2 separate regions of the Mus musculus genome follow, and region 1 is linked to region 2. Evidence: chromatin loops called from intact Hi-C (ENCODE). Cell type or tissue: heart. All regions are shown on one strand.

The links. Hi-C counts contacts between places; a loop is a spot of excess contacts. Peaks named below come from ENCODE experiments on the same cell type or tissue, not always from the same donor. Only the 100,000 strongest peaks of a DNase experiment are listed, where the experiment ranks them.
Region 1: a loop joins it to region 2, with 4 times the contacts of the local background. A loop is called at or near these places in 5 of 42 quality-filtered maps.

What each region holds. Positions count from the first base shown.
Region 1 is chr4:146,454,438-146,456,937 of GRCm38, reverse strand. The region is part of intron 1 of Zfp992 (zinc finger protein 992); the gene reads right to left. It also overlaps the pseudogene Vmn2r-ps16. Among named protein-coding and RNA genes, the nearest start is that of Zfp992, 6.7 kb to the right of the region's middle. In heart, no CTCF peak of the experiment used is centred here; a DNase peak (open chromatin) is centred at 1,367.
Region 2 is chr4:146,926,025-146,928,524 of GRCm38, reverse strand. The region is part of intron 6 of Zfp993; the gene reads right to left. Among named protein-coding and RNA genes, the nearest start is that of Gm21411, 26 kb to the right of the region's middle. In heart, no CTCF peak of the experiment used is centred here; no DNase peak of the experiment used is centred here.

The DNA.
Region 1 (2,500 bases), 470 kb after region 2:
TAAACTACAGGAAACCCATTCAGATCTTCCTCTCATGGACCAAATAGACTCTACCCAGATAAGAAAATCTGACAAAATTTCCCACTTACTACCTATTCCAAAGGGTGGGATTCCTCTGGGTTTCAAATATACATCTTAAGAGAAAATTTTTCTTTCTCTGAAAAGCACTTAATCTTATTCTCTACTAACAATAATGTGTTTCAACATTTTGTCAAGTCCAGGCACTTACCATGTCCAGGACAGCTCCAGAGAAGCAACCTCCAGATGCTCCAATCTCCTGTCACAGACACAGATGGATCTACTGGATATTTTCCTTCTGACCTATGCTCACATGGCTTCACAGGCTCTGGACAGCAGGAAACATCCAACTCTCCTAAGACTGGACAAATACTCCACATACCCACTCTTCTAGGTTCCCTAGAGATCTGCCGTCCCCAAACCAGCCAGAAGTAGTCAGATATTACGACGACCCTATTGCTGCTTTACCATCACCTCTATCTAATTTCTTCTTTTTTAATTAAACCAAAATGGGGGAATGTGAGCATTCTGTCTAAATTCCACCCCCACAGTTACCTGACAACAGCTAGGTGTGGGGCAGTGGAAGGCAGCCTATTTTGGTTGATTGAGGCTTGCTCAGGTGACCCAGTAAATAAACTCTACAAGGGATGGAATAGTGAGCCACGTTCCCAGAGAAAGGTGCCTGACACCACAGAGCCCCCAACTCCATAGTTCTGAGATTATAAGTCACACAGACAATGTCCCAAGCTCCTGGCATTCTGGCTAGACTCCACCCCCACAGATTCCTGGGTTCCTCCCCACAGTTACCTGACAACAGCATATAGCCCAGCTGACTGTAAAAGGGTCTGCTTAGCCCCTCCTCTCTCTCTTTAAGCTCTTACCTTTCTTACTCTCATCTCTAGCTGTACTACTCTCTTTCTGTGCCCCCCTCTCTCCACATGACCATGGCCAGCCTCTCTCTCTCTCTCTCTCTCTCTCTCTCTCTCTCTCTCTCTCTCTCTCTCTCTCTCTCTCTCTCTCTTTCTGCCTTTCTACAATAAAGCTCTAAAACTATAGACTGTCTCTGTTCATCAAGGCCCTCCATGCTTAAAAAAATAGGATAGGCTTTCCTCTAAATAGCCCTGTTTAACCTCCAGCTGGAAGGCCTTCCTGTGCTCCAGCCATGGACCAGACCAAAGTCTCTTGCCAGCATGGGAACCATCCAGTGACCCTCTCCCCCTGCCCTCCTCTCCCTTCTGCCCAAGGGCTGTCCAAGCCGACGGGGGCTAGGGGGGGCATTTTGTTCTCAGATCTGTGATCTCCAATGGTGTCTGGGATGTCGGAGACTGAGAACCTGGCCTCCATGAGGCCAAGAGACTTGGGACTGCCCTTTGTACTCCCCCCACCTTCCCCGCCACCGCCCCACCCCGGGCGAGCTGACATCCCATGGCTTCCCACAGCCAGACTCTTGCCCAGAGAAACAGAACTCTAGTGAGATGAAGGTTTTCTCCCACTCCCCTCCCCACCACCCTTTCCCCATGCCCAGTGCCCAAAATCCAGGTAGCTCCTCCCCATAGTTACCTGGCAACAGTGGTAGGCCTGACCCACTATAAAAAGGGCTGCTTGCAGCATTCTTGCTCTCTTGATCTCTTGCTTCCCTCTGTTTCTCCATTGCCCTGTTGGGCTCTTTCCTTAAACCTTCCCTTCACCAAACTCTTCCCTCTCTTTCCATGTGTTGATGGCCAGCCTCTACTTCTCTACTCTCTCCCCTTCTCTGTGTTTCTCTGCCTCTACTACCCTCTTAACTCCATGCCCCCGCCCCCATGCCATGAATAAACTCTGTTCTATAGTATACCATCCTGTGGCTGGTCCCTCAGGGGAAAGGGATGCCTTGGCATGGGCCCTCTGAGGCACCCCCTTCCCCCATACCTCACCACAGCCTCATAGAACATATTCTTTCTCTCTTTATCTTTTCATAAACACTTCAGGACCCAGCCCAACCCTTGTTAAATCCCTCTATCACATCTGAATCGTTTGTTCTTTACCATCCAGGGCTCTTACTTAGATTTAAGTGTGAGCAGATTAAGCCAAGCAGAGGGAGACCTGAATGTGGGAAAACTGTGGTCGCAAAGAATGTGGAACTTTTCATAAGTCAAAATCAAAATGACAACACCTGGCAAAAGGATATAAATGAAGGAAAGGGAAGATACCACAGAAAATGTCTCGTTTTCTCTGAAGATTTCAGTCTACTCTATGAAATGTGAGACTCCTTCACACAGTTCACACACATTCAGAGTCCTTTGCCAGGAACCCTGAAGAGGAGCAAAGAAGACTGCAAGAAATCTATTCTGACCCACAGAATCTAAGCACATGAACTCCAACAAGACCTCTTTGCAACAAGGGCAGGTCAGGACCTTGTTAGGTCTCAGAGAAACTCAGGATAAAAGGATAACTGGTGTGCCTATTAACATATCCATGTGGACATTGTTGGCTAGGTGGTTTC
Region 2 (2,500 bases):
ATCCAGCTGAAATCGTGGTACCATTTATTAATGTAGAGATTGACTCACTATGGACACAACATGAATGTTGATAAACAAGCTTGCAGTAATTTCTTGGATAACAACAGATACCCTAAAAGCAAGTGACTTCAGTTCATAAAATGAACTACTTGGATTTTCCCTCATACATTAAAGGGAATTCCAATATCTGGAGCCGCTACATTTTACACTGAGGCTAATAAATCAGGAAAGGCAGAAGATTTAAGTAAGGTGGCTGAGAGTCCCAGGAAATCAGTTCAAAAATCTTAATTATGTGCAATACTCATGGTGTTCTCAGATTTTCAAGTGTCTTATCATAGTAAATACCTCTCAATATAGAGAAATGTTTGTTTTACACATAGAGCCTGTTGATCTTATTTAGGATGATTCTGAATTGACTTCACTATTTATTCAACTATAACAAATAAGAGTAATTGACTACATATAACACATATAAGATTCCATACAGATTTGCCAGGCTCTCTGGCACAGGGTAATAACGAAATTGACCATTAATTGATAGGAAGTGTACTAAAGGCTTTGGAATTACATTTTAAAAATTCCATGTTAAAAGCAAAGGTTTAAAGAAAGAATTCTCTATCACAAGAAAAGTCTGTCAGTTGTCCCCATGTCTCTTTGATATAGTATTTGAAGTTCTAGCTCAAGCAATAAGGCAACTAAAAGAAACTAAGGGAATACCATTTGGAAAGAAGAAAATAGTGATTTTTGGCCGGGCGTGTTGGCGCACACCTTTAATCCCAGCACTCGGGAGGCAGAGGCAGGAAGATTTCTGAGTTCGAGGCCAGCCTGGTCTACAAAGTGAGTTCCAGGACAGCCGGGGCCATACAGAGAAACCCTGTTTCGAAAAAAAAATAAAACAGTGATTTTTCTATTTTCAGATAATATGACAGTATATATATGTGAGCCAAAAAAAATTCTACCAAAACGTTACATTGATAAATGTAGCAAAGTATCTACATACACAATTGACTTGAAGAAATCATTAGTTCTGCTCCACACAAAGTGATAAACAGGCTGAAAAAGAAGTTACAGAAACAACACTTCACATTAGCCGTAAATAAATAAATAAATAAATAATAAATAAATAAATGAATAAAAGCTAATTTATTCACATCCCAGCTATCCAAATATCGTTGAATCATAACTGTAATTTATTCCTGTAATTGTTTCATATCATAGGAGATACTATCATCTTTCCAAATACCTAACAAATGTGCCCTTGTCCTATTCCATTCTTCTAAGGATGAATTATATGACAATGGTGTAACACAAATATATTGAAATTTAACATGACATTTAGTGGACAATCTAGCTTTAATATTTGCCACCGCCTGTCCCATTTTCAAAACTACATCTTCTAAGGCATTATTCCTTGCTTCCAATTTCAAATCAATTATCCTTTATTCAGACAAGCCTAAGGTAATATTCCTATGCAATTCATTAACAAAGGTTGCAGTCTGCATACTTTTCACCAGAGCAGTAGTTGAAACTGCAAAGGTAGTAAGCATTGCTATCAAGGCAGATATTCCTAAAATAAGAGCAGCCACACACCTTTTAGGCCTAGTTAGCTCATTAATATTCTTTACAACTTCTAAAGTTGAATTATCATACCAAGATTCTTCCCCTATATCTACTGGCAGCAAAACATAAGCAGGGCGCTTTACAATCATCCTAATAGAAAAATCCTTATTAATTCCTGAAGATATACAATTAGTAAGAGCTATCAAAGGACAAGTTAATATGTCCTAATATCTGAGGACAACAAACTGGTGATCTTCCTGAGATTACTTCACTTTAGGCTAGCAAAATTATGAAAGAGCTTCAGTAGGCAAGGTCCTGGAGAAAATCACTTAAGGAAAGATTGCTGCTCTTAATGTGCTTTTCCTGTCACTATTAAACATAAATATAGACCATTAGGAATCAGTTCACAAGGTTGAGCAGATCTCTGAAGAACTACAAGATGAACTAACTTGTAGTGATACACTAAAGATATGTAGATAGTTTCTTTATCCTATACAATAATGATCCAAAAAATTCCTAAGTTGATGTTAATTACTAAGCTCTTTTAATAACAAAATTAATACCATTCTGATAGTCAGAACTGCAGTGAAAACTCTGCTATCCTTTATTCTCACTTCGGAGATAAAAACCAGACATTTTTCTGCTCAGAGGTTGTAAAAGCATTAGTTAAAAGTCATAAAAAGGGAATGAATGATTTATTATAGGTACAAGAACAGAAGAAAAGAGATTGGCTAGATTTATATTTGCAAAACTTTACTAATAACTTACTTACTATTTTTAACCCTCTGTGAACCTGTGGACCTGTGATAGGTGAGGAATGTATAACCATGTAATTACTCTTAATGAATATGCATGTTAACATTCAGTGTTTTAAACTTCTTATTCGATTTATGATTTGAATTTATGTGTAAACTTGTGATCATTTTTTACCATGTGGTCA